Regions from separate parts of the Mus musculus genome. Here region 2 is linked to region 1. A link is a loop called in an ENCODE intact Hi-C map of the cell type or tissue named here. Cell type or tissue: left cerebral cortex. All regions are shown on one strand. Links, peaks and the distances in the headings refer to the core of each region. The heading gives the core; the rest is flanking DNA.

Region 1 (14,988 bases), core at 6,989-14,988:
TTTGAAGAGCATTTTGATGGATTCATGCCTGTTTTGAATCTAATGCAAATTTAGGGGTTGCATTTTGTACTACACACATGCACACGTGTGAGAGGTTGAACCCAGGGCCTCATGTGCGGCGCTAGGCAGATGCCCTACCAGTTAGCAGTATGCTCAGCTCCCACGTGTCTTTTAAAAGTTTTGACATTTAATTTTGAGATAACTATAAATCCCTACACAAGTATCAGAAATAACTAGTGTGGCCTTTAGCCGGTTTCTTCTCTCAGCGACATCTTGCAGAATGTTGTAAGGTGGTTGGTCTAATGCAGCCAGAGGTTCTCCTCGGCACTGCAGGAAGTCCTAGCTCCTAGCTACCTCTACCTGCTCCCCAAGCCTCCCCCTTCCCTTCAGCCCCAGCAATCACAGTCTGCTCTGTGGTTCTGGAAGTCTGTCATTTAACACTGTCACACGCTCTGGGATGGAAAGTTGTTCTCTGGCCTCCACATGTGTAATATGATACCTGTGTGTAGACACACACACATATACAAGCATACATATGCGTGCATAGCACACCACATAAATAAGTGGAGGATTTTAAGAAGGGAGGGGGCTAGAGAGATGGCTTCACACTTAAGAGCACTTGCTGCTCTTGCAGAGGACCGGAGTTTGGTTCCCAGCATCCACCTTGAGCAGCTCACAACTGTCTCTAACTATGATGTGTTCTTTTAGTTTCTGTGAATATATCATGCATGGCACACATACACATAAAAATAAATACATTCTCTCCCCCCTCCTCTCTTTTGAGACAGGGTTTCTCTGTGTAGCCCTGGCTGTCCTGGAATTCACTCTGGGACAAGGCTGGCCTCTAATCAGAGATCCACCTGCCTCTGCCTCCCAAGTGCTGGGATTAAAGGTGTGCGCCATGTCACGTCACTCTTGCTCAAATAAAATATATTCTTTTTTTTTTAAAGATTCACTTATTTATTATATGTAAGTACACTGTAGCTGTCTTTAGACAACCCAGAAGAGGGAGTCAGATCTTGTTACGATGGTTGTCAGCCACCATGTGGTTGCTGGGATTTGAACTCCGAACCTTCGGAAGAGCAGTCAGGTGCTCTTACCCACTGAGCCATCTCACCAGCCCCAAAATATATTCTTAAAAAAGGCAATCTCAAGTATTAAATGGAGTTGAAAAATAGGTAAGCTTTGAGGACCTTCCTTCAGCACTTAGTGTGATTTTTAAATTATTTTATGTATGTGAGTACACTGTCGCTGTCTTCAGACACACCAGAAGCGGGCATCGGATCCCATTACAGATGGTTGTGAGCCACTATGTTGTTGCTGGGAATTGAACTCAGGACCTCTGGAATAGCAGTCAGTGAGTGCTTTTAACTGCTGAGCCATCTCTCCAGTCCTGCTTAGTGTACTTTTTTTCCCATTTCAAGTGGCTGCATGTGTGAACAGCTTGTTCCTTCTGGCCTCAGAGTTGTGACTCCATGGATGGCTGGAACACCACTTGTTCTGCCGTTCACTTCTTGGAGGATGTCTGGGTTGTGTACAACTTGCAGTTCCTGTGAATAAAGTTGCTGTGAGCATCTGTTTACCCAAGGCTGTGCGAACCTAGTTTTCTTTCTTTGGCCCAGAAGCACAAAGGATTGGGGTGGGGGTGGGGCAATGGAAGTACATGCTGAGGTTTTGAAGCAACTGCCAAACTTCTGGCTAGACCATCTTGGGCTCTGCCTAGTGAGATGGGAACCTCCCACCATGTGGGCTAGCATTTGGTAGTACCACTTTTTTTTAAACAAAACAAAACAAAACAAAACAAAACATCTCCCAAGGTCTCACTGTGGCCTAGGCTGGCTTTGAACTTGTTCTCTCAAGTGCTAGGATTCCAGGCATAAGCTACCATGCTCAGCTTCTATAATCATATTAGTAGATGTTATTGTAGTTTTAATTTATAATTTCCTTTTGTTGTTGTTGCTACTGTTTGTTTTTCGAGACAGGGTTTCTCTGTGTAGCCCTGGCTGTCCTGGAACTCACCTTGTAGACCAGGCTGGCCTCGAACTCAGAGATCTGCCTGCCTCTGCCTCCTGGGTGTTGGGATCAAAGGTGTGCACCACCACCACCACCAACTGACTTAATTTACAATTTCCTAAAAGTTAATGTTGTTGAAATGTTCATGTGTCATCCACCCCCACCCTCCACCCCCCATATATCTTTGTTGCCTTTGCTATAGTTGGATTGCTAATTGTTTGCTGGATACATGGTTTGCAGGTGTCTTCTGGTCTGTGGCAGTACATACAAGCTGTCCCAGCACTTGGGAGGCAGAGGCAGACAGATCTCTGAATTCTACACCAGCCTGGTCTTCAGAGGGAGTTCCAGGACAGCCAAGACTACACAGAGAAAACTTGTCTCGAAAAATAGAAACAAAAATGAAACAAAAAGTTCAGTTCACTTGAATAATGCCACCCACTTCAGCACCTGGCCAGTCCAATATACACATTCTAAAACCAGTGTGTATTATTACTGGGCAGAAAAGAACTTCATATGGGATTACACTAAAGAGCCCAGGGTGTGTATGTGTGCTTGTGTGTGTGTGTTTGTGTGTCATTATCTATCACCTTTGTCTTACTTTTTTTTTTTTTTTTGGTTTTGTTTGTTTGTTTGTTTTTGTTTTTCGAGACAGGGTTTCTCTGTGTAACCCTGGCTGTCCTGGAACTCACTCTGTAGACCACACTGGCCTCCAACTCAGAAATCTGCCTGCCTCTGCCTCCCGAGTGCTGGGATTAAAGGTGTGGGCCATCACTGCCCAGCCTTTGTCTTACTTTTCAGACAGTCTCTCACTGAGCCTGAAGCTCACTGAGCAACTAGATTGGCTGGCCAGCAAGTCCCAAGATCCTCCTCCTCCTCCTCCTCAGCCTCACCTGCTGTGCCACGGTGTCTGGTGTGAGAGGGCAGCTCCCCATGCTCCTACGGAGAGCACTGTAGCCACTTAGCCAGCTCCTCGGCCCCTCGCTGCTTGTATTTGTGTCTCTGCTGTTATTACTTCCTTCCTTTGCTTTAAATGTTTTTATTTTATGCTTTGCTTGCATGTGTTCATGTGCACAATGTACATTTCTGGTACCCAAAGAAGCCAGGAGAAGGCAAGGGGTCTCCTGGAACTGGAGTCACAGATGGTTGCGAGTTGCTATGTGGGTGCTGGGAACCAAATGTAAAAAAAAAAAGCAAAAAACACAGAAACAAAAATCTTTAGAAGTTCAGCGTCACCCTCAGTTACACACCAGATCTGAGGTCAGCCTGGAATCCATGAGACCCTTTCTCAAACAAACAACAAATTAACGAACAAGCAGACCCATGAGGTAATTGCTCAGCAGGTAAAAGCCCCTGCAGCCAAGGCTGATGAGCTGAGTTTGACCCACAGAATCCTCATGACTGAAGGAGAAAACTGACTGTTCTCTGTCCTCCGACACCCCCATGTGCATGCTGTGTTGAATGGCCCCTCTGATAATAAGTAAACAAATAAATAAATAATTATAAAAAACAGCATTAACCATGAAAGGCCTTCTCTCTTCCTCTCTCCCTGCCCCTCCTCCTGTTCCTCCCCTCCCCTTCCCTCCCCCTCCCCCCTCTCTCTCCCCCTCCCTACCCCTCTCTCTCATCATCCATCTTGCTTCTCTCGGTTATTGCTTTGGCCTTGAGAAGGTCAAGCTCTCAGATCCCAAAGTCTTGGCTTCTTGTGTCTCTTGTTGTCCTGGTTTGAATGACTGACAACTCTCCTGGGCTCACATATTTGAACATGTGGTCTCTGGTTGGTGCTGCTGCTGTGTGAGAGGTATTGGAACCTTTCGGAGATGGAAGCTTGCTGGCGGAAGCCAGTCCATTCTATAGTCTCACCCCCTCTGCTTGCATTGTAGCTGAAGATGTGATCTCTAGCTTCCTGCTTTGACTTCCTCACCATTATGGACTCTCCCTACAGACCCATAAGCCTAAATAAACAAGTCTTTCCTCCTTTCCTTCCTTCCTTCCTTTCTTCCTTTCTTCCTTCCTTCCTTCTTTCCTTCCATCCTTCCTACCTTCCTTTCTTCCTTGAGACACTGATGATCACGGTATTTTCTCACAGCCACAGAAAAGCAATGAATACACATGGCTAACCTGTCAGGCCCTGCTCTCTCATTCCAAGAGACCACGCCAGTCTCACACCCTTTGCCGCACCCATTCACTCCCGTGCTACACTCCTCACTCCGCCCACTGCTCCGCTCTCACCTCCGTTGCCCGTCTCAGGTGTTCCCAGCCTCCCCTGGCCCAGGCTCCTTCTTCCACACTGAGATCCCCCAAATCACACATCAGTGTATAAATCACAGCATAAAAACACATTTTATAAACGTAAAAAAGCCCCATAGTCTTTACAAATTCAAATACTTTAAAATGCAGCCTATTTTAAAATCCAAAGTCTCTCTTAAAACCTAAAATATCTTTTAAAATCGCCTATAAAATAAAAAATAAATTAAAGACTTTCTTACTTCATGAGGGGAAAACCAGGGTATCCTCAGAGTCAAGCAAAAACCCAACTCCAACAGTGTAAATAATTCAACATCCAGTTATCAGGGATTTGTTCATAACCTTCTGACCTCCTCCATGGGGCTTGGGGGTCACTTCTCTGGCTCTGCCCTCCGCAGCACACAAAGCTATGCTCTAGGCTCCCAATGGCTCCACTCCATGGCTGCTGCTGTTCTTGGTGGTCATCCCATGGTACTGGCCTCTCCAAAGTATTGGGGTCTTTGCTGCGCCTGGACTGTACTTTTACAAATAACCTTTCCTGGGCTTTCTTCATGGTGCTAAGCCTAGGCTGCTCTCCATGACCCCTTTATGCCTTCAAACCCAGTAACGTCTGGGTGACTCTTACACAGCCAACTGGAGTTACAACCTTGGACACTTCTGGAACACAGGTTCTGGGTGCTGGTCCTGAGGAGACACTTCTCAGACCTTACCCCAGTGATACCGGTCTCTCCTTAATCACAGCCGATTCTGCAGCTCCAGCTGGCCGGACGCCACAGATTCTTCACACAAATGGCCCAGTAGATTCTTTGTTTCCCTCTGAAACGTCACAAGCCAGGTCTCCACTGTCTGCATTTCTCTCTGCACCCTTCACCTCCAAGTTGCTCCAGAACAGCTCGCTAAGCCCTTAATACTTACTCAATGGCTTTTCTAGCCCAAAGTTCCAAAGTCCTTCCACAATCCTCCCTAGAACAACACGGCCATGTCTGTCACAGCAATGCCCCACTCTCCTGGCACCAACTTGTCTTGGTTAGGGTTAGTTACTGTTGATGTGATGAAACCCCACGACCAAAAGCAAGTCGTGGAGGAAAGGGTTAATTTGCCCGATACTTCCACATCAGTATATGTATATGAGTACACTGTAGCTGTCTTCAAACTCACCAGAAGAGGGCATCCAATCCCATTACAGATGGTTGTGAACCAACATGTGGTTGCTGGGAATTGAACTCAGGACCTCTGGAAGAACAGTCAGTGCTCTTAACTGCTGAGCCATCTCTTTGGCCCTCAGTCTGCTTTCTTTTAGAACCTAGGACCATCAGCCCAGGCATAGCATCACCCACAGTGCGCTGGACCCTCCCCCATCAACCACTAACTTAAAAAAAAATGCCCTTTAGGCTCGCCTCAGCCTGGCCTTATGGAGGAGGCACTTTCTCAATTGAGGCTCCATCCTCTCTGATAACTGTACCTTGTGTCAAGCTGACACAAAACTAGCCAGCACAGCACCCCAGCACTACCTTCAGTCCCCCGAGCAGAAGCCAAGTGCTGGTTGGTTCTTCAGGGGTCTCAGGAGATGCTACCTGCAGAGTGGGATGCTACCCATAGAACAGGTGGGAAGAGCAAGATTCATCACTGTGACTTTGGTGTATTCAAGGCTTTGCATTAGCCTCATCATCTTAGCCTTGAATCTGCCAGATTCATCCTCAGACAGCCTTCCCCTGATGTGACAGACACTAGCTGAATGTCAGCCTGAGCTGCACCGAGCACAGTAGGTGATGTGACAGAGCTGGCTCTGTCGTTACAGGCTCCTGCTCGCCAAGCCCTCATCCTGTTCATTTCTGTCCTTGCCACCTGTCCTCTAGGAGTTAGAAGCTATCAGCCCATTTTACAGACTTGGAAATGAAGCCTAATGACGGCTAATATTTACCCTCAGCTTGATCGCTTTGAGGATGCCTTGGAACTCATGATGTGTTCAAGGCTATTTCCAGATATGATGGATCACAGGGCTCTGACCAGCGAATGATTGAAGCCATTGATAGGTTTAGCATGTGACTAGAAGGCTAGGGAGCCATCTCTGTGAGTAAAGTGCTTGCCACCAAGCCCGATGGTCTGAGTTCTGTCCCCAGGACCGTAGAACGGAAGGAGAGAACTGACTCCGGTAAGTTGTCCTCTAACTTCCGATGTAATTATGTAAATGTGACACAACATGATCATCTGAGGTGGTGAACTGTGAGGAGTAGGGTCCATTGGAGGAAGTAGTAACTGGGGGGGTTGTGACCTTGGGGGGGTATATAAACCCCGCCTGTGGCTGCTTCTCTCTTGTCTGTCTGTGACGACACTGGAAAGCTCCCTGACACACATTTCCACGGCTATGAGATGCTCTGTCCAAGCAAATGGAGACTGATGACCATAAATTGAACCCTCTGAAATCATGAGCTAAAATAAATCCTTCTTCCTCAAAGTTGCCCACTGGGATAAGACAGGCACCTGACCCAAGGCTTACCTCATATGTCACCTCTCCAAGGACACAGGCGCACAGGCCGTAGAGATTGTACATACAACAGGACTGTCTGGCACTAGCGTTCAAGTCTTGCAACTCTAATGGATGTTGGTAGAACTTACTGTTTCAGTTTAACACCCAAGCCAAATTCTTACCCCAATCCCAATCTATGACTTCATTCATAACTCTGGCAAACTCCTACTCCTACTTCAGAACCCCACTAAGGGCTTCTAGGAACTCTTATTTGCTTTTTTGGGGGGTAATTTTAGAGGAAAGACAATATTGAGTCCACAAATCTATTTTTACAATTCACATTTATTTTGGAAAAAAAAAAGAGATTCAGCTAAAAATACTCCTACAAACACATCAGAGTAACCCACAGGGTCAAGGTTGCCACTGGATGCAGCTGATGAGATTTTCTTGGTCACAACACCGGGGTCTAGAGGGGCCCCGGCCCCACCCCTTTCTGACTCCCAACATTGACCAGAGGAAAGGGCAGTCCTATGAAATCTGCCAGATATCCCTGGTTGAGAGCTATTGCTGGGACAGCTCAGGCTGGTGGAGGTGGGGGCGGGGGACTGTCAGAGTGGGTCTAGGCAGGCACCCCCTCTGGCTCTGATAGCAGCTGGGCTGGGGGGCCATGCAAAGAGAGCAGTGACCCTGGGGACCTGGGATCTGACCATGGTGAGCTGAGTGAGGACCAATGGTAGTGGCGTATTGTGAGAAAAGTGTGCTGTGCTGGGGTCCAAGACCGCTGGCTGGCTGTGTGACCTGGGGGAGCCAGCATGCTGTCTCTGAGTGTCCCAGCCCACAGTGTGGTTGTCATTATTGCACGGCTCTTGTGGAGTTGCAGGGCTGTGTCTAGAAGACACGAGGAGCCCTGTCCATGGTTGGCACTGAAGAAATAGCAGCTGGGATTAAAACCAAGCAGCCGTCGTTCTTCCCTGGAGGCTGAAGAGACTGCTCGTGAGTGTGGGTTCCTGTGAAGTCCACCTGGGGTCAGTGGTGGAGGCGTCAGAGTTTCTGTCCATAGAAAGGAGGACAGAGAGAGACCACCACAGAGCTCTGGGCCCTTCACAGCTCTCCTTGGGGCAGGTCTCATTTTGGGAGGCAGTGGAAGGGATGAGAGTGCTCCTTGGAGGGAGGACGTGTTGGCAGCCATGAGATAATGCATCCATGTGTCCCAGGAAAGAAACCTTGTATGGAGACCATCATAGGAAAGGCAGTGTGGTGCCTCTCCACCCCACTGCTTCCTCGCTGGTATGGGGTGATCTTGCTCCAGTTCTCTCTGTCCAGGCGGAGCCCCACAGTGGGCTGTCAGAGCCCCCCAAGCAAGTGGGTACTGCAGCCTGCAAGAGGGTTTTGAAGAAGCAGATGGGCCAGCCTTCTCCAATCAGACCTGGTGAGGGTCACTCCAAGGGAGGTTTTATATTCCCCATCATCCATCTGTAACCAGATTCCCCAGCTTGCATTACTGTCTCCCCCTCTTCTCTTTCTCTCCCCCTCTCTCTTTGTGCTTTTTTCCCCCTTTTCTTTCTTTCTTTTTTTCTCCCTGCTAGGGCCCCTGAGTTTGGGTAGCGTCGAACCATGGGGCTTATGATGTCAAGAATTAGCACAGATTTGCCTAGTGATGGACTCTCACAAACACAAATTCTTTCCACTGGCCTCTTAGGAGATTGCGTTTGGTGAGTCATAAAATCTTGGGGTCTTTTAGCCCTTGGAATGCTACAATTCTTGGCTCAGCAGGGCCCAGAGTATATGTGCTAGCTCTTAGATGGTTTCTGGCCTTTCCTTGTTGCTTGCCTTCCCTTCCCTATGCCATACCCCCTTTTTCCAGCAGGGGGAGCCAGGCCCTCGAGGAACAGGGAGCCCCAGGTGCCTTTGCTCATCTGCTGTCACCTCAGTTTGGGTAGTGGGTAGGCTCAGGAGACTTGAGGGTCAGGTTTACCTAGAAGGTCCACCCAGCCCTAGTTTGGCCCACCAGGCCAGGTATTGAGCGAGCATGTCTGCGCTGTGGTGTTGGGGCGTTGGGGTCTCCACAGGGTGGTCCCGGCTGGGACGCAGGGCCCCTGTGAAGTATTAGGTTCCTGATTCTTCCCGGATCAGCTTTCCCGAAGCAGTCGTCCTGCTGTGAACTTAACTCAGCTGGACTCTGGGGCTTCGGGGGTCTTTTTGATTTTTCTGAAACCCTAACCCAGTCTGGGCACATTCCTGAGGGTTCGTCCTGCCTTCTCCACTGTCAGGGTCTTAGTTTGTGTCTGGGCTTTGGGCATCTTATCTGATATGAGGCTCCACCCTAAGCGCTGCTCAGTACACTCGGTGCAGATTGTTACAGGGTTGTGGGTGGGAGGCGGGAGGAGGCGGAGCAGGGGGCCCTCCGGGGCGGGCAGGAATCTCCCACTGTTCAGATGGGGAATTCTGACTCAGGGAGGCATGGTGGAGCCCTGGAATCCTCAATTCGACATGCAGTAGTGGGTAAGGTGCTTATCCTATGGGTGATTACAAGCACTTGCAAACACACGTTCAGTCAGCAGGCTGTAGGTGTTAGGATTGGCTGGGTTCCCCCCACCCCCCTTGAGAGCCATGTTCCTCACTAGCGAAGAGGGGGCAGGGAGATTTTGGCACTTGGCATAGGGTAATCTGTTCAGATATTAGTCCTTGAGGCTTCAATCGCCTGAGGCCAGCTTGCTGGGTGGGGGTCGGGGACTCTCTGAACCCACTTTGGCCCAAGTCCTTTCTTGAGGCCAACACCCCAACACTGGTTTCTCTGTGGGAAAAGCTGACTGGGGCCAAGCTCGCTCTCCAGCCAGTTTTGTGGTAACAGTCACTGGCTGGGAATCTGAGGCAAGGCTGGCTGGCTGGTGGTGTATGCCCATGTGTGGACATCATAGCTACAACCAGAAGCAGATGGGCTGAGGGTGTAGCTCAGTTGGTAGAGCGCTTGCTTCCCAAGCACAAAGACCCCGGCTTCCCGACCCTAGCACTGCAAAACCAGACGTGGTGGTGTGCGCCTGTAATCCCAGCCCTTGGGAGGTAGAGCGAGGAGGATCGGACGTTCAATAGTGGTCATCCCTGACTGCACAGTGAGTTTGGGGTCAGACTGGGATATATGAGACTCTTTCAAAATAAAAAGAGATGAATCAGGGAACACAAAGCCAAGCTCCTCTCTCCCAGGCTGCGGAAGTGGAGTCGGGTTTGTCCGTGTTGGAAAGTAAATGGCAGAGTCTGGGCTCTCTTGGAGTCCCGAGGGCTCTTCCAGGGGCTTGCTGGAAGCTCCTCTTTTGATTTGATGGCTGAAACTGACTCTTTTTTTTTTCTAGAACACTGGTTCTCAACCTGTGGGTCGTGACCACTTTGGGAGTTGAATGACTCCATTCTCAGGGGTTGTCTAAGTCCACTGGAAAACACAGATATTTACATCATGATTCATAACAATAGCCAAGTTACAGTTATAAAGTAGCAATGAAAACATTTTTATGAGCTAGGTGGTAGTGGCGCACCCCTTTAACCCCAGCACCTAGAAGGCAGAGGGAGGTGGATCTCTGTGAGTTCAAGGCCAGCCTGGTCTACAGAGTGAGTTCCAGAACAGCCAGGGCTACACAGAGAAACCCTGTCTCAAAAAGCCAAATCAAACCACAACAAATGGTTGGGGGTCACCACACCGTGAGGAATTGTGTTAAAGGGTTGCAGCATTGGGAAGGTTGAGAACCACTGCTCTATAATCTAATGGTAGTCCTACTAATCTCTGCTTGGTAGCCTCTGTGGCTGGACCTTAATTCCATGCCCTACACTCACACCAACTCATGCCCCACAACACCTCCAGATGTTTTTGCGCTGCACTGTTGAAGCTGCTACGTTTTGGAGTGACCTTTCTCTCAGCCTGTAGCCTCCCCCTGAAAGCCCACCCTGATAGCCCATCCCATCTGGTTTTCTCTTGCCTCATACGCCAGAGCTGGATTCCTTTGTTTTCTGCGCCTAAGTGACCATGTTCGGGTGGACCCTGGTGCGGGGAAGCCAAGGCTTGTGGCCCTTTCTGGAGCCGTGGCCCTGAACCAGTGTTTTACTTTGCGGGACCGAGGTGGACAAAGGGTTTTCCAGGCCTGCAGCACCCAGCCTAATGCTCCTGTTTTATAGATGAGAAGCTATGGCCCAGTGAGGAACAGTCTCTCCTGGGGCCCGTGGCCCTAGTTAGTGACAGAAGTAGGTTACATCTTGTCTTTTGAGTGCATTTGCACCTCTCCCTGCCAAAGGTCTTCCTCTGGGAACTGTCCCTGGAAATGACAGGCACCTGGAGAAGCAAGGGTGGCATTGGGGTGGGTGGTGGTCTCCGGTGGGAGTCCTTCAGCAAGGGGTGGGATCTATGAGGGGGTGCAATGTTAGTGAGTGCCCACAAGGGGGCAGCATAGACCTCTCAGCCATAGAGAAGGTGGGCGCTCTGGATACTGGAAAGGGTGGACTTGAGGCCCAGCTGGTAAGTAGATTGTATAAGTGTTCTCTGCTACTCTTGTGTCTGCTCAGAAGCAGTGGGTCTAGCACTAAGGATGTCACTATTGACCATAACTTCTTTCCTAGAGATAAGGTCTTATGTGGCCCAGGCTGGCTTTGAACTCACTAAGTAGCTAAGGATGCCACTGATCTTCTAACCCTCCTGCCTCCATTTCTTGAGTACCGAGTTTACAGTCATATATTACCATATCCGGTTTATGCAGTGCTGGGGGGTGGAACCGAGTGCTTTGTGCATGCCAGGCAAGCGTGCTACCAACCTACCAGCAAGACACCTTCAATACCGGCTCAGGAACAGGCCTGTTGATTGCCACTAACAGCCCATTGTGAGACTTCTGGGGTGGGTGGCACAGCTCCGTCATACTTAACTTGGCCCCGAGTGGCTCTTCCAGGCACACTCTCCCAGAGCAGCTGGCCCCACTTCCATGGTGCCCTGGCCCAGGTTCACAAAACAGCTTTCTTTCCTCAAGAAACAAGCTTGGGCTGAACAGCCGGAAGCGGTTCCTGATGCTGGGCAGGTGGGAGCTAGTGCTTGGGGGGGCTGGGAGTGGGGAGATGGATGGGGGGTGGAGCCAGGAAGGGATTAGTAACTAGGCAGCAGATAGCTCCAAGCTGTGTGCCCATGTGAGCGGGCAGCCTAAGTGGAAGGCGCTTGGCAGCAGGGCCTACCACTCCCTGCTGAGCATTGAGGAGTGGGGGGAGGACGATGTCTTGTAGTTGAGAAGTGAGCAGGGCCTACACTCAGGACTGCCACAGTGACGGTGTCTGTTTGGTACCCTGAAGAGGAGACAGAAGGTCTGGATAGCACCCGTATTCTGGAAGTAGACATGTAGAGTCCTACGGCTTTACACGAATACTTTGGGCACTAGAGGGTGGATGGGCAGATGAGCTGGCTAGAAGACGCCAGCCTAGTGGCTTAAGGCAGGAAGCCATCTGACGGAAACACTGACTGCCAGGCCTCGTGGGGCTCTGGGGTGGTGGGAGGTGGGCTGGGGAGACAGTTAATCTGCAGAGCATCAGAGAAGCTCCCACCAGAAGGTGACCTTGTGTGCTGGGACAGCTGCCATCCGCGCTGGGTGTCTTTGGGCCATTAAGGGATGGCCAACGGGCCGCTGTTTGCTGCTTTGTGGGAAACTTGCCAATACTTGCCCTGTGTCCAGGCCCGCTGTCCCTACCCCAGGGACAAGCTTCCTCTCTAATCCCTTCCTTCCCTCTGCTCCCGGGTTGAGAATAGGTGAAGGACAGATGACAGGCTGAGCCACGATGGTTTTGCTCACTGCAGGGTCTTTTGCTGGTGGCCTGTGGCCTCAATCTTCCCCCATGGATAGGCTCCTCAAAGATGCTCACCAGACAAAGGAAATGGTCCTGAGATGAGCTGTCTCTGGGATACCCCTTCCTCTTCTAACAGTCTTATCTGCAGCACACACACTTCCTGCCTCCTTCTCCTCCTCTTCCTTCTCTTCCTCCTTCTCCTCCTCCACACAAAAGAACTACTCACAGTAAGTCCGAGCCCTTAGCACAGGAGACAGCATTGTGTGGGGGAGGGGGTTACATTTGTGGCTGAATGGGGTCCACGGGCCACCACTTCTAACGTGGCTTACTTAGCCAGGCACTGTACACGCAACGCAGAGCTGAGCCAACCCAGTGCCTACGCTTCTCTGCCTGTGCTTCTGATGACCCTAGGCTAAGAAGGCTACATGAGCTTCTTTGTTTGTTTGTTTGATTGCCTCCATGAGTTTCCTCAGCCTGGGCCTTTTGGATCCTGAGGGGCAGGGGGAAGAGTCCCTTGCAAGAGCATTAAAGTCATTTGGCAGGTCCCAAAGGTGCCAGGATCTTTTTCTTGGAACTTACAGAGTACAGGGGTCATTTTATAACTAAAGCATTTATTTCCATTCAATTCACTAACCGATTGTTCTGCTCGGATTCCCTGCATTTGCTCACAGGGGAGCCTGCGGCCAGACCCCTTGACTGATGATGGTGTTCCTCTGGCCAAGACCTTCAGACCCAGGCAAAGGCCTCGGGGAAAGAAGGAGTGGGAGAGAGACAGAGAGAGACAGAGAGAGAGAGAGACAGAGAGAGAGAGAGAGAGAGAGAGACAGAGAGAGAGAGAGACAGAGAGAGAGAGAGAGTCACGTGGTCTCCCGGGGTACCCTTGGAGGGCTGGGGTGTCACAGTGAATGATCAGGGTCCTGACTTCCCGGGTAGCCTGGTCCAGGCTCCCAGACATGAAATCGAGTTTTGGCCATTGAAGAGCACCCAGGAACCTGAAGGGGCCTCTGTGCCTGGGAAGTGCCAGATAGAACAGGGCGGAGAGCATGAGAGCAGACAGGGAGGAAGGGAGGACTTCCGGCCTTGGAGCCCTCATCTGCCTCCGTCTGTGGTCCAGTGTGGGCGCTGATGTAGTTCCCTCCACTCTCCCAGTCCCACTGAGGTCTCTGAGTGGCCCAGGTGGCCCTGTGACAGTTGGCTTTGGTGAGGCCTGGCAGCAGGTGGGAGGAGGGAAGGGTATCAATGAAAAGCATATAAAAAAATCCAGAAATGTGCATATAAAATCTCGCCCTTGGTGTATTGCCTAAGTCAGTAAGCAGAAAGCACCTTCTTCCTGGAGAAGGATCAAGTCCTCAAAAGGTAGGAAATGTCAAAGTGTCTCTTCATTGTCATTTTTTTTTAAAAAAACCCAACAAACAAAACCCTCCCAGACCAAAACCACCCCTGATCAAAATACCCCCGGTCCACGGAATCGCTGTAAACAAACCCAGATGCAAGAGTATGCTTCTCTGTGGCAGTCGAGGCTGATGACAGTCACCTGCCTCCTCGTCCTCTGGCTGAGGCTGATCAGGAGCAGGGCCTTGTGGGGCTGCAGACCTGGGTGGCTGTCCTCAGGAAGATCTAGCCTGTTTGGCGTGACCTGGGAGGCCAGGAGCTCCTCTTCCGCCTCCTGAACCATTAGCAGAAAGTCTCTCGGAGTTTTTGGAAACCGTCTCCCAAGACAGAACAACTATCCTCCTGTCTGCCGGTGGCAGCTGGAATGGACTTCCCCGGAGCCTATCTGGGGCGACTGCCTGTCTCTCTGCCCCTTGTGCCTGGGGGCTGGGCCATTAGTGATGCTCCAAGAAACGGCTAAGGCCAGGCAAGGAGGGTGGCTCACCTCTTCCCTTCATGTTAATGTTCCTGGAAGTGTTTCTTGGCTCTGGCCAGCTCAACCTTCCCAGAAGGAGTTGGAGAGAAAATGCTTTTTGGCCTTCACGGGGACAGGCCATGTGGATCTCCCAAGCCTTTTGCTTTTCTCCTCTAAGAACCGTCACTTCCCTTATGAGAATCCTCTTGGAACGAACGTCTCTTGCCTGTCCCGCCCCCTCCCAGATCTAGGTGCGTGTCCCCCCCACCCAATCCCCTTTTCCTTCCTTTGACTTGCATGGGCTCTTGGTGACGGCTTGGCTGGAGTGCTGCTTGGTTCTTCCTGTTGTCTGTGGCCTCCTGGCAGGTGGCTGACCTTGTAGTGGACAGAGCAGCAGGGGGACCGATGTAGGGGGGCTCAGGGGGCGGCGTGGAGGAAGAGGAGAACCGAGGCAGGCGAATGTCAAACCTCTACAGACTGGATCTGGTTCATCTGGGCCCGCATCACCTGGATACTGTTCAGGATTTTTTTCTGGTGGCCAGCTAGAGTGACCCCAACGCGGAGAATGTCCCTTTGGGAGAGATAGACATAACTAGGAAAATGTATGTGTTGGGGG
Region 2 (14,988 bases), core at 4,614-12,613, 230 kb after region 1:
GTGGGGGGGGGGGGGTTGATAGGTCATTGGGTACAGTGGGACCCTGAACGCCTCTCTTTGTGTGTGTTATCTACCTACCCATTTGTGTGTGTGTGTGTGTATGAGAGTGTGTGAGAGAGAGTGTGTGTGTGAGTGTGTGAGAGAGTGTGTGTGTGAGAGTGTGTGTGTGTGAGAGTGTGTGTGAGAGAGTGTGTGTGTGAGTGTGTGTGGGTGTGAGTGTGTGTGGGTGTGTGTGAGTGTGTGAGAGTGTGTGAGTGTGTGTGAGAGTGTGTGTGTGAGTGTGAGAGTGTGTGTGTGAGTGTGTGTGTGAGTGTGTGAGAGAGTGTGTGTGTGAGAGTGTGTGAGAGTGTGTGTGTGTGTGAGTGTGTGTGAGAGAGTGTGTGTGTGAGAGTGTGTATGTGTGTGAGAGTGTGTGTGAGAGAGTGTTGTGTGAGTGTGTGTGTGAGTGTGTGTGGGTGTGTGTGAGTGTGAGTGTGTGTGAGTGTATGTGAGAGTGTGTGTGTGTGAGAGAGTGTGTGTGAGTGTGTGTGTGTGAGTGTGTTGTGTGAGTGTGTATGTGTGAGTGTGTATGTGTGAGTGTGTGTGTTCATATATGCCATGAAATTGGGTCTCTCATTCCTCTTTGAACTCCATGGACAGACAGCTGATCCTTCACCCTCCACTTGGCACAAACACTGTCAGCACAGGCTGCCATGCAGGAATCTCAATCACGACTGGAACTACGCTGAGCCGAAGATCGCAGAGATGGAAGATGAAATTTGATTAGTAGATTGCTGGCCGGGTAACAGAAAAACACGAGTGTGGTGGCACATGCCTATGATCCCAGCATCCAGGAGGTAGCGGCAAGAGGGATAGTTAGGACCAGCCTTGGATAAATAGCAAGTTTGAGGCCAGCCTAGGCTATGTGAGACCGTCTCAAAGAGTCTGTGAGCCAAGGCAACTCTTTTTTCTCCTACAAATGAATAATCTCAGTGACATATTATAGTGATGGAGAGATGGGAGAATAGTGAATGAGCCACGGTGAGCGTCCTCACAGCTCACACAGACACAGTAGGTGGGGGAGCTCCTAAGCTAGGCATCAAGCCTTCATAGCTTCTGCCCACCTCACCTTCTTCCTGTTCACAGAGGCCATGAGGCAGCTTGAGAGGTGAATACCAGGGGTCTCTGGTAGATAAGAGGATTCCTTGGGGACAGTGGAACAAGGGCAGGAGACAGAGAGTCAGCATGCGAGCAGGAGGGCTCTCCACACTCAGCTCCCCACAGCCCTGTGTGCAGCACTGACCTCAGGCCCCAGGTCTCCATGAGGTAACCTTAACGCAGAGGTAACCTTAGCGTTCGTGCTTCAGAATGGGGTGAGCGTGTCCATGGATGTGAGGTGAGACCCGGGCACACTCACCAGGCTCAGCTAAGGCCACCTGTAACTACCTTGGTTTTTCCTCGGGGTTCCAAGCCGAAGATGACTGTCCCAAGGGCATGGAAGCGCTCACTGTTCACTCTGGGTGGGACGTCAGTGTGATGACCTTCCTGTCTGCTGTCCTCCCTTGCCTTTGACAGCTGTCTACCAGGCATGTATCATGTCTGTGTTCAACTCACAGGGGAGAGGCGCTGGGGCCCTCAGATCCGCAAAGCTAATATGGCTCAAGTCTCATTAGGAAATGTCTCCATTAAAGCACAAGGCTTACACACAGCCTTTGCATACTGAGTATACTCCTGTGTCTGTGTGTAGCATGTTTGTCTTTGGGTGGGTATATGCATGCACACATGTGCATCTGAACATGGTGGGCAGAGGTGGATATATTTATTTATATGGTGTGTGCTCACCAATGCCATGGAAGGAATCTTGTGGCACTCAGTTCTCTCCTTCTGCGGATAACCAGGCTTGGCTGCAAGCATCTGTCTTAGCTTTACTATCGCTGTGATAAACACCATGACCAATAGCAATGTGGAGAAGAGGCGGTTCATTTCAGCTTATCTTCTGTAGTCCGTCATGAAGAGAAGACAGGGCAGGGATTCAAGGCAGGAACCTGGAAGCCATGGAGGAGTGCAGCTCTCTGGGCTGTTCCTCCTGGTTTCTCCTACACCATAGGACCACCTGCTCAGGGACATCCCTGGCTACAGTGGGCTGGGCCGTTCCCTGTCAACCATCGACTATCAATCAAGAAAACATGTCACAGGTTTGCCTACAGGCCAATCAGATGGGGATATTTCTCAATTGAAGTTTCCTCTTCTTAGATGACTAGAGCTTGTGTGAGGTTGACAAAAAAAAAAAAAAAAACTAACCAAGGCTTCATCTGCTGATCTGTCTCGGTAGTTAACTAACACACCACCCGGTTTTCTTAGGCAGACTTCCATTGAACTTTGAGCTCACCAGTTGGTTAGATGGAATAGTCAACAAGCCCCAGGGATCAGTGGTTCCCACCTCTTAGATCTTGAGTTACAGACACACACCCAGCTTTCTTTCTTTCTTTCTTTCTTTCTTTCTTTCTTTCTTTCTTTCTTTCTTTCTTTCTTTCTTTCTTTCTTTCTTTCTTTCTTTCTTTCTTTCTTCCTTCCTTCCTTCCTTCCTTCCTTCCTTCCTTTCCTCCTCCTCCTCCTCCTCCTTCTTCTTCTTCTTTCCTTCTCCTCCTTCTCCTTTCTTCTTCTTCTTCTTCTTCTTCTTCTTCTTCTTCTTCTTCTTCTTCTTCTTCTTCTTCTTCTTCTTCTTCTTCTTCTTCTTCTTCTCCTTCTCCTTCTCCTTCTCCTTCTCCTTCTCCTCCTCCTCCTCTTCCTCCTCCTCCTCCTCCTTCTTCTTTTTCTTCTTCTTCTTCTTGTATTTAGGATCCAAATTTATATCCTCACACTTGTATAGCAAGCACCTTACTGACAGAGCCATCTCCCTAGCTCCTGTGTGTGTGTGTGTGTGTGTGTATAAATATATATATATATATATATATATATATATATATATATATATATATATATATACAGTATATGTGTGAGAGAGAGATTACAAACATGAGTGTGCAAGAGTGTGAGTTTCAGTGTGGATGTGCACAAGTGTGTGATTGTGGGTGCAAGTTTGAATATGTTTGAGCGTACGTGCATAAGTGTATGTGTGCTTGGGTATGGTGCACACACACCTGTGGAGGACACAGTACAGGCCAGAGAATGATGTCTGGTGTCTTGCCCTATCTGCCCCTGCCTTATTCCTTTGAGATATGTCTCTCACTGAGGCTGGAGTGGAGCAGATGACCAGCAGATCCCAGAGATAGCCCTGGGATTCTAGGCACGGAGGGCCATGCCACGTTTATTTATTTTTTAATGGTTGTGAATAATTCCATGAGAATTTTATACAATGAATTTCTATCATATCCAACCTCACCTCTTCCTAACTTCTCACCTCTCCACCCACCCTCCACATGATGTCCTTTTAAATTTTTACTTTAATTTAACGACCCATTGACTCCGGTTTGCGCTGTCCATGTGCTTCTGCATATAGGGCAGTCCAATGGAGCATGGTTGACCTGCCAGAAGCCATTAACTGTGCACAGCGCTTCAGTTAGAGGGGCACACGAATCCCTCCCCAGTCCAGGCTGGAACGTTGATGGTTTTGTGCAGGCAGCCACAGTTACTGTGCTCCTGAGTGCAGAGGTTCTTTCAAGTCCAGAAGACACTGTTTGCTCTGGTCTTCCCTACCTCTGACTCTTAAAGTTGTTCTACTGAACCATCTCTCTAGCCCAATGCCTCGTATGTAGATGCTGGGGAATTGAACTTGGTCTTCATATTTTCTCAGCAAGCCCTTATAGTGCCCAAGCCATTTTTGAAACCCCTCTCTGTATTTTTTTTTAAAAATAATGAATTTATTTTATATATGTGAGTACACTGTAGCTGTCTTCAGACACACCAGAAGAGGGCATTGGATTCCACTACAATGGTTGTGAGCCACCATGTGGTTGCTGGGAATCGAACTCAGGACCTCTGGGAGAGCACTCAGTGCTCTTAACCGCTGAGCCATCTCTCCAGCCCTCTGCATACGTTTTTTTATAAAATTGTTATTTATTGACTTTGTGGCCTCCTCCATAGCTAAGTCACCTTAAGATGACTTCTAGAAGCTAATGCAATGGAAATGCTATGCAAATAGAGATGTTGTTTTGCTTAGGGAGTAATAAAAGGCAAAGGCGCCTGTGGCATTTAAGGTAGACATACACTGTGTGTATACACTGTGTGTAGACCTTACGTGGTAGTACACAATCTGCCTCTCTGAGGAGGACATGAAGATTTGTGGGGACACAGGAGGATGACTGCATTTGGCTTCAGGCCCTGTACTTAATGAGATAAAGAAGATGAATCAGTAAATTAGGTAAATAACACATCCATACTTATTTTTTTTAAGATTTACTTTATGTATGTGAGCACACTGTACTGTTCAGATGGTTGTGAGCCTTCATGTGGTTGTTGGGAATTGAATTTTAGGACCTCTGCTCGCTCTGGTTGCCCCCTGTCAATTCCGCTTGCTCCAGACCAAAGATTCATAAATACACTGTAGCTGACTTCAGATGCACCAGAAAAGTAGTCAGATCTCATTACGGATGGTTGTGAGCCACCATGTGGTTGCTGGGATTTGAACTCAGGACCTTCAGAAGAGCAGTCGATGCTCTTACTTGCTGAGCCATCTCGCTAGCCCACATCCATACTTTCATGCATTCATTTGTTGAACGTGGACCTCCCAGTCTCTCTGGGCTGTGAAAAGTTGGTTTCTGCTTGCTGTCCCCTCTGGATCTCCACTGGTGTCTATGCAGTGGAGCATTCTCCATGAAGGAGGGAGAAACTCTCTGCCCTTTTCACATGAGCATCATCAGAGAGCCTGGCTCCGTGGGTAAGGTGCCCCCTAGTTCTACCCCGCAGCCTTTGGGTGAGCCTTAGAGTCTGTTTCTACTATAAGTTCCCCAGGCAAGCCTAGGACAGTCTATCAATCCCCTTCTTTTGTGGGGCAGGCTGAGTTTCAGAGAGGGTTAGTGACTTGAATGAGGTCACACAGCTCAGGTACAAAACAAGTCTAGAACAGGGGAATTTTGACTGCTCTTTCTGAGGCTTTCTGTGATCTGCCAGAAACCCTCATGGTGGGTGTCCCTCCCTGGGTGGGCCTTGCTGGGTTTCTTGAACAAACACCTCCTTTCCCTCTGCATCTGGCCAACAGGGTCGTCTATGAAAATGCCTTCTGGCTGTGTGTAAAAATAAACTCGGCTTGCTGGGAAAGGAGGGTGTGTGTGTGTGGAGGGGTGAGAAGTGGGCAGGACACCTCGTGTCACAGGAGGACTAGGGCAGGGAGGACTTGCAGGAGAAGAGGGGCCACTGTGCCCAGCATCAGGATTCAGGACACATTTCCATCAGGACCCTGCCCACCCTGTGTCCTTTGCTATGGAATCAGGCAATCCTGGGTTTGAATTCCTGTCCTCTCAGCTTGGAGCCATTCCTGTGTCCACAGCAGGACAGCGAGCTCTACGCGGTGTCAAACCCCACCACAGCCTGCCTCCTGAGGCTGTTCTCCACAATTTTAAGTAGACAGAAACAAATCAGAAGGAAAACTGTAAAATTCAAACTTCATAAAGATGACTTGGAAGCTGGGCAGGGTGGAGCATGACTGTCACCCCAGTACTCTTGAGTTTTTAAAAAGATGGGAAGATGGCTCCGTGGGTAAGGTGCTTGTGCAAGCAGGAGGACCTGGGTACCAATCTTCAGCACCCGTGCAAGTTAATGTAATTTAACTTTTAAAGTGGTGGCTCACACCTTTAACCCCAGCAGCTGGGAGGCAGAGTCAGGCAGATCTCTAAGTTTGAGGCCGGCCTGGTCTACAGAGTGAATTACAGGTCAGCCAGGGTGATACAGTGAGATCTGTCATTTTGGGTTTTTTTTTTTTTTTCAAGACAGGGTTTCCTTGTGTAACCTTGGCTGTCCTGGAACTCACTCTGTAGACCAGGCTGGCCTCGAACTCAGAAATCCACCTGCCTCTGCCTCCCAAGTACTGGGATTAAAGGTGTGCACTACCACTTTAAAAGTTAAATTACATTAAAAAGGGCCCACCTGTAATTTCAGCCTTCCAGAGGCAGAGATAGGTGAACCCTGAAGAAAACCTGGCAAGCTGGACTAGCCAAAATGGCAAGCTTCCGGTTCAACAAGAGACCCCATCTCAATATATAAGGTGGAGAAGTGACCAAGAAAGACCACTGGATATTGATCTCTGGCTTCCATACACACCTCCACACACCTGTGCCCCACATATGCACACTCATACACACACACACACACACACACACACATGTATACACACAGACACACACATATCTGAATGTAACCGTCATTTGTGTATATATAGTCACCCCTCAGTCTCCCAGAGATGGGTTCCAGAACTCTCTCAGGGATCTCGAAATCCACAGATGCTCGAGTCTGGTACAGAGAAATGCGCCACGCCTGCACAGGAACTGCGCAGGTCCTCCGTGGACGGAGCTCACCCCGAGATGTAAATACAGTGAAGGCAGCTCTGCTGAGCTGTGTGGCGAACGATGACGGTGTTCCCACATGTTCAGAACAGATGCGGCTTTTTTTTTCCCCATGTATTTTCCATTTCCACTTGGATGAATCATGAATGCAGAGTTTGTGGGTCCAGAGGGCTGACTGTAAATTATGTATGCACGGTTCCATCCTACAGAAACAAGGCTGAGTACTTGCAACAGAGTCTTTGGTGCCCGCAACAATGTATTTATTTGATTTTCCTTCCTTTTCCTTTATCTGAGATAGGATCTCTGTCTTAGGGTTTACCATGACCAAAAAGCAAGTTGAGAAGGAGAGGGCTTATTTGGCTTACAAGTCCAGATCATAGTCCATCACTGGAGGACGTCAGGACAGGAACTCAAGCAGGGCTGGGACCTGGATGCAGGAGCTGATGTAGAGGCTATGGAGGGGTGCTGCTTGCTGGCTTGCTCAACCTGCTTTCTTATAGAACTCAGGACACCAGCCCAGGGATGGCCTCGCCCACCATGAGCTGGGCCCTCCCCCATTGATCACTAATTGATAAAATGCCTCACAGCTGGATCTCATGGAGGCATTTCCTCAACTGAGGCTCCCTCCTTTCTGATGACTCTAGCTTGTGCCAAGTTGACGCAAAACCAGCCAGGACAATCTCATATGTCCTAGGCTAGTTGTAAACTTGCTATGAAGCCTGAGCATGATTTTGAATGCCTGATTCCCTACTTCCATCTCCCAAGCACTGAAACTCCAGGTATGCACCCCCACTTAAGCCCCTATGCCAGCTTAACATGGCGTTCCAGTTTAATTTCTATTGCAATGATAAATACCTTGACGAAGAAGCTGGAGAGGTGATTCAGTGGTTAGAGCACTTTGTTATGCTTGCAGAGGACCAGAGTTCGATTCCCAGTGCCCACAACCATCCAGAACTCCTGTTCCAGAGGATCCAACACACTCTTTTGGCCTCTGATACACAGCATGCATGTGGTGCACAGATATACACGCAGGCAAAACACTCCCACACCAAATACTAAAGTAAAATAAACAAAGACATACATACATCTTGACCAAAAAACAACTTGGGGGGGGGGGAGAGGTTTATTTCAGCTCACAGCTTCAGATTACAGCCTCCCACAGTGAAGATGTCTCAGTGACAGGTGCCTGAAGTGGTTTGTCACATCCAAAGTCAAGAGCAGAGAGAGAATGAGTTAACGCTTGCCTGCTTGCTAGCTCGCTTGCTTGTGCTCAGCTGATTTCTCCACTCTCCAATAGGTCAGGAACCCCTGCCTAGGGAATGAAGCCGCCCACATTGGGGTGGTTTTCCCAATAAGAATCACCCAAAGTTATGCCCTCAGGTCAATCCAGGGCAGACAGTCCCTCACTGAGACTCCTCCAGGGGATTCTAGGTTGTGCCAAGTTGACAGTGCTGGCTGTCACATGCAGTGCTAGGGATCAAGTTCTGGCTTTTCTTTACATTTGACAAATGCTCTGTCATCTGAGCCACATCCCAGCCCTTCTGCTTGTTTCTTTACAGAAATAGTTTGGCATCCCCTTGTGTCCGGAATACTGGCTCTCCAGGACTTATTTGTTAGTGTATGCTGGGGAAGGAACACAGCCCTTACCAGGCTGGGTGTACGCTCTGCCACTGAGTGCTGCCGCTAGTTTCTACAGTGGTGTTTCTCAGCCTCCTGATCCTGTAACACCCATCATGGGTGGCTCGTTCAAGCAGGTTACTTTCAGAGTTCCTGCTTCAGCTGGTTCAAGGTAGGGACTGAGATTTTAACTTCCTCACAAGTCCTCTGTGAAGGTGAGGCTGATGGGAGTCACATATGGGGAACCTGGCTCCGTGAACCTGGATCTTCAAAGCTGACTGACACCCCATCCTAGAAGGTCACAGCCCATTCTAAGACTGGGAAGTGAAAGGAGGAGGGGGAAGCTGCCAGGTGCCACCTGGCATCCGTCCTGGGCAGACCATCCTTCTCCTGGTGTCTACTCCCCCCTGGTGGCCGTGAGACTAAAGCCGGCCCGGCCAGCCTTGAAGCCTATGGCTCTCTGCAGAAACATTTCCAGAGCCTGGAAGCAACCGGGCACGGTGGTGTGCACCTATAATCTCAGCAGAGACTCTTGTAAGTCTGAGGCCAGCCTTGGATGTAGGGTGAGATACTGTCTAAGAAAACAAAAACAAAACAAAACAAAACAAAACAAAACAAAACAAAACAAAACCCAAAGCAATTAAAAGCACACGCTGCTCTTGCAAAGGACCTAAATTCAATTCCCAGCACACAAGTTCATGGCTCACAACTGTCCACCAATCTGGGATCTGAGGGCCTTTTTCTAGACACATATGTATCCATTCTCACACACAGACACACATGTAGACATTGTTTTAAAAGTAAAATAAGTCTTGGGCTGGAAAGATGGCTCAACAGTTAAGAGCACTGGTTGATCTTCCAGAGGTCTTGGTTTCAGTTCCTAGCATCCATATGGTGGCTCACAACTACTCATGACTCCAGTTATCAGGGATCTGACATCAGTGGGCACCAGGCACACACATGGCATACAAAAGTACATTCAGGCAAAACATGGATACATATGAAACAAAATAGTCTATAAAAATTATATATATATATGCACACACACACACACACACACACACACACACACCTTAGGGCTGGAGAGTTGGCTCAGTAGTTACTGTCAATCTTCCTAATCCTGTGACCCTTTAATAAAGTTTCTCATATAGTGATGACCCCCCCCATCAAAAAAAAGTTATTTTGTTGCTACTTCATAACTGTTTGCTACTATTACGAATCGGAATGTAAACACCGTGTTTTCTGATGGTCTTAGGTGACCCCTGTGAAAGGGTCTTTCAAGTCCCAAAAGGGGTCGCGACCCACAACTTGAGAACCTCTGGGTTAAGTGCTGGCATTGTTCCTGCAAGGGACCCCAGCTCTGTTCCCAGCACCTACCCGCATCAGGTGGCTCATAGGCATTTGAAGCTCCAGTCACTTTAGAACCGTAATCAGGCCACACCTCCTCCCCCCAGCAGGAGCTGCTCCAGCCCTTCCCATTCCTCCCTTCTCTACCCCTCACTAGTTCCGGTCTGAGCTGGCTGACACAGGTACATGCCAGGTGCATATAAACGGTCAAGACCACAGGGTCTTGGCCGGTCAAAACCACAGGACAAGGAGCCCAGCCCAACCGTTACCTATTAAGCTCCTCCTGCTAGCTCCACCCACCAATCCTGTTTCCCAGGTGGGAGGGATTTAAGGTAATCTGGATTTTCATAGGGCTTCATCCCCAGCCCCGCCTGCTGATTGGCAGGCTCTTTTCTCAGCCGCTCCATCTCTGTTTCCTCTCTTCTTCCTTAGGCTCTACAGCAATCGGATGTCCCTGGCCTCTCCAGATACCTCCAAGTATATGCACAGGCCTGCACTTGGACACACACACACACATACACACACACGTAATTAAAAATAAAAGAAAACTCATTTTTAAAAAAAGCCTTGGAAGTCTCTGTCCCGTCAAGAAAGATTTTATCTGGGAAATGAGTTCAACAGAGGAATCAAGGATGTTGTTGCTACACTGTTTAAAAGGAGCTGAAGCGGACGCTAGAGGGCAGTCACTTGTTTGTAGTCACAGATGCTTGGAAGCACAGGCAGAATCTGAATTCATGTCTGTCTGACTCCAAAGCCAGCACATTTCCCTGCTCAACACAGCTCCTTGGAGTTGGTCCTGCCTGCCACAGGAACACACGGAATGACATGGCTCTGAGCCTTCTCTTTTTTAGCTGTGTGACACCAGGCAGGTTGCTTAGCTGATCTGTCTCATGGTTCCCATTCATGACAGGGCCATCCACTGTGAAGACCCCAGAGTGGTGCAGGGATCTGTCTGACTTTCCCAGCCTGACTCCAATGAACCTAGGAGCCCAGCCTGTAATCCCAGCTACTGGGGAGGCTGAAACAGGAGAACTGCCTGGGTGACAGAGTTCAAGGCCAGCCTGGGTTAACTTAATAGGTCTAAAGGATGGCCAGATCATCATGGAGGGCTTCTAGGAGGAGGAGGCTCCAGAGTAGAAACGCTTTAGAGGGAAGATAAAAACTGGCTGCAAGATGCCCAGGCTCTCAGGCTGGGACTCTTTCCAGGAGACACCAGAGAGCTACTGAAGGGTTTTGTGACATTTGTTTTAGTGAATGAAAGAGCATGCACCAGGCTGGAAAGACTCTAAGAGGGGGCAAGCAAGGTGGGCGGTGGGGAGGGGATTTGTCTATATTGTGGGATCACAATGGCCCCACCATGGGGATGGGGAAGGGATCTCTCTATGTTGTAGGATCACAATGGCTCCACCATCAGGCCCATTTCCTTCCTTAAGCGTGAGGACTAAGGAGAGTGAAGACAGCAACACTCAGGTGTGCGGGGGGGGGGGGGGCTGCCTCCTACTGTGTGCTGGTCCAGAGAGAACCACAATGTCGCCTCCCATCCATCTCTCCCATCCATCTCTCCCATCCTTCTCTCCCATCCATCTCTCCCATCCATCTCTGGTTAACTAGAGACTCGTGTGTGTGTGTGTGTGTGTGTGTGTGTGTGTGTGTGTGTGTGTAGCCAGAGGACAACATTTGGTCTCATTTCTCAGGAACCTCCTTTGAGACAAGCTGAAACTAGAGCTTACCAATTTCCTAGATTGACTGGCCAGTGAGCCCCAGACATCCATCCCCCTGTTTCTGCTTTCCTAGGGCTGGGAATATGATTGCACACTGCCATGCTCAGCATTTTTCTGTGGGTGCTAGGGGTTGAACTTAGATCCTCATGCTTGCAAGCTAAGTACTTTACTGACTGAGCCATCTCCCCAGCCTATGAACATTCATTCATTCATTTTTTTTTTTTTGACTAACACCTCTCAGGCCTCCTATGAGCCAAGGGCTGGGACTCAGACTCAGATTAGACCACAGTCTTTTGGCCTTGAAGAGTTTATTGACCCATTCGTTCTGTAACATCTACAGGGCTCTGGTCTGGGTTTCAGGCAGTCAAGGGGGTGATGTCAGGGGTCCAGGGAGGATTGCTGGCAGGGAGGCAGGAAGATGGTGTTGGATAGGTGTAATTTGACCCCGTGATTACGCATCCATGTCAGGGAAAAGCAGAAAGCCAGTGAAGATGCTGTTGGCACCCTCAATGCCCAGGAGGGAGTTCTTGTCTGTGGCCTGCAGGTGAACAACCTCCTCTTGCTCTAGCTTCAAGACTACCCCACCTGTGGTCACCTGGAAGGTGTTCTGGGCATAGTCACAGAAGGTGACTACTTTCTGCATGCTGTCCCGATCGCGGCCACGAACGAGATTCACACACAGGTTGCCCCGGGAGCTGGCATGATAGGTGAAGTAGTAGAGGCCAGGCACCTTGCAGGTGAACTTGCCGTTGCGTGGCTCATAGTTCTCGTTCGCGTTGGTGATCACCTTTTCGAAGCGAATGACCTGGTTCGGTCGCAAGGGGCTGTTGATGGTCCTCAGGGCAGAGAAGGCGACTTTCTGTGTAGCCCCGTAGTCCCCAGAATCGCCTTTGGGACCGCGGGGTCCAGAGGGGCCTGGAGTACCCTTAGGGCCGACGGGACCCTTAGGGCCAACTTTGCCTGGAGTCCCAGGGATCCCTGGGTCCCCTTTCTCTCCAAACTCACCAAGGTCTCCAGCCAGTCCAGGGAGCCCTGGAGAAACAGAATCAAGAGAAAAGAGGAGACTAGAGGTCACAATGACAAAACAAAGAGAATGGGGTGGCACTTTGGATTGTTCCTTGTGCCTCTCTGGGTTCAGCTGTCCAACTATAAAATAATGGGCCTCCTAGAGCCTCCTAGTCTCCTTCCACTCTAGGGATTTAACTCTGTTGACAGTCATCAGGAACTGATACGCAGGGCTTCAGTGAGTGGCACCCCCATGGAGCCATGTGACCCCCTGAACTTGGTCAGCTCACACACCTTTGTCAAACTTAAGCCCAAAGCAAAAGGCAGTACATTCACAGCATGCATGCTATCCTTTCCCTTCCCTCGCCCATGGCAGACATCCTTAATCGATCTCAGCACACTGCTGGCTACACCTAGTTGTGGATGGTAGAATTTCTCTCACATCATCCCTCTAAGCAGCCATGGTCCCATCACCATGAGACAGAAGGAATATTCTGGTAGGAAATCAGAGCACAGTGCCAAGAGTGTACACTCTAGGACAGTGGCTCTCAACTTTCCTGATGCTGTGACCCTTTAATACAGTTCTTCATGTTGTGGCGACCCCCAATCGTAAAATTATTTTGTTGCTACTTTGTAACGTTATGTTTTCTACTTCTATGAATTGTAACATAAACATCGGATATTTAGGATGTCTAATATGTGACTCCCAACAGGGTCATGACCCACAGGTTGAGAAACACTGATCTAAAGACACAGGCATGCATCCCATGTAATGCCTGCCATTCTTAGTTGTGTCACTGAGACATAATGAGGCACTGACTCTGGGCCTCAGCTTCCTCATCTGTAAAACGGGGATGATTGCATTTTGAGGATAGTAGGCTTCTGAGAGAAGAGGGGCTGCCACCAAGGGTGGCTTACAGTCCCTGGATTACAGAGGGAACTTCAAAGCGATGAGCCTCTCAAGCCTACACCTGCCTTTTCTCACAGATGAGGGTAGCTGCTTTCCCTGGAGGTCAGGGTGTGCTCAGGACTGAGGCTCTGCAGAGTGTTCTCCCTCCTTGCATGGAGGAAGACAGGACCCCTTGCTTTGTATGAGCCCCACTACTGACTGGGCTTCCTTCCCACACATTTCACCTGTCTGCAAAAGGGCAATTAGAAGCCCTTTCTGAAAAGGTATTGGAGTCTCGAATTCTCCTGCAATCTCTAAGGCAAGTGATTATGACTCGGGAGATAGCAGAGGGAGGTCATGGACAGCAACATTCTTGTTCCCAAAGTGTACAGTACCTTTCTCCCCCTTTATCCCTGGAGTGCCTGGTTGGCCATCAGAGCCAGGAACCCCAGGGACCCCAGGGATGCCAGGGATGCCAGGGGGCCCGGTGCAGCTGCTTTGGGCCCAGGACACATGGAGAAAACCTAGAAGCAGCAGTAACAGGTGTGTCCAGACCTCACCCCACTGTGTCTTCATCAGCTCAGCCTCAGGGGCTTCCTGCGGGGTGAGAACACATGGAGGGTTACTGCCATGGTAGCTTCCATCTGTCATTAATCCATCCATTCATTTATCCATCTACCCATCCATCTATCTCCCCATCTGTCCAAACATTCATCCATCACTGCAAAAAATCATCCATCCACTATCCATCCATCTCTTTATCCATCCATCCAATTACCCACCTTTCCATCCATCTCTTTATCCATCCATCCAATTACTCACCTTTCCATCCATCTCTCTATCCATCCATCCAATTACTCACCTACCCATTTTGCCAACCATTCGTCTAGTCTCTATCCACTCACCTGTTCATCCATCATCTAACTACTTCAATTGTCTATCTATTCACTATGGTACATATCTCCATTCATCCATTCACCCATTCATCTGTTTGTCCATCCATCCACCCAATCACTCATCCATCCATTCATCTATCTCCTCATCCATTTATTTGTCATTGAGCCTACCCACTTCTTCATCTATCCATCCATGCACTCATGTATCCATGTATGTAAGTATTCATACATGGATACATTTTGCCATCCATCTGTCTGTCCATCTATCCATCCGTCCTTCCACTCACCCACCCATCTGTCCGTCCGTCCACCTGTCCATCCACCCACTCACCCACCCATCCATCTACCTGTCTATACATCATCCATCCATCCATCCACCCATCCACCCATTTGTCCATCCATCCATCCATCCATCTATTCATCCATCCATCCATCCATCCATTCATCCATCCACTCACCCACCCATCTGTCTGTCCATCCACCTGTCCATCCATCCATTCATCCATCCCTGCATCCACCTATGCAGCATCCATATAGATTGCCTTTCATAAACTAAACTCTGAGGATTCTATGGCAACAAGAAAGAGATGGTCTTGGCCCTCAAAGTCCTTAGTACTAAGAGGAAGCAGCCAAAAGTACACAGGGAAACTGAGATGGACAAGATGGATTGGTGCTCTGGTAGATGGGCAATGGTGCCCCGAGGGAGGAGGGCTGGGCTGTGATAGGGAGAGACTGATTTCAAATGGACTGTCTTCTCTACAGGAGATAAGTAATGTTTTGGCTCAGATCTGAAGGCTCAGGAAGGACTGAGACAAGAATGTTCCAGAAAGGAGAGAGGAGAGCTTGGAGAGATGTCTCAGAGGTTATGAGTAGTTTTGATGCTCTTCCAGAGGAACTGAGTTCAGTTCTCAGCATTCATATGAGGCAATTCACAAATGTTTGTAACTCCAGCTCTTGAGGACCCAACATCCACGGGCTCCTTACCTGCACTCACATGCACACATTCACCTGCAGGCACACACATCCCTATATGTAGT

Evidence for each region. Hi-C counts contacts between places; a loop is a spot of excess contacts. Peaks named below come from ENCODE experiments on the same cell type or tissue, not always from the same donor. Only the 100,000 strongest peaks of a DNase experiment are listed, where the experiment ranks them.
Region 2: it touches region 1 in a loop (8-fold over the local background); 6 of 42 quality-filtered maps call a loop at or near these places.

The regions. Positions count from the first base shown.
Region 1 is chr4:136,640,488-136,655,475 of GRCm38, forward strand. Ephb2 (Eph receptor B2) reads right to left here. Exons shown (of 16, transcript NM_010142.4): 16 at 7,052-14,943. The coding sequence ends at 14,835. Among named protein-coding and RNA genes, the nearest start is that of Lactbl1, 25 kb to the left of the region's middle. In left cerebral cortex, for the core only: CTCF peaks have their summits at 8,583 (motif pointing right), 11,137 (motif pointing right) and 12,136; DNase peaks (open chromatin) are centred at 8,590, 9,208, 9,587, 11,220 and 1 more place; H3K27ac peaks cover 816 bases.
Region 2 is chr4:136,868,677-136,883,664 of GRCm38, forward strand. C1qb (complement component 1, q subcomponent, beta polypeptide) reads right to left here. Exons shown (of 3, transcript NM_009777.3): 2 at 13,451-13,652; 3 at 11,450-12,193. The coding sequence starts at 13,631. The coding sequence ends at 11,613. Among named protein-coding and RNA genes, the nearest start is that of C1qb, 10 kb to the right of the region's middle. In left cerebral cortex, for the core only: CTCF peaks have their summits at 8,514 (motif pointing left) and 10,104 (motif pointing right); DNase peaks (open chromatin) are centred at 6,547, 8,506 and 10,126.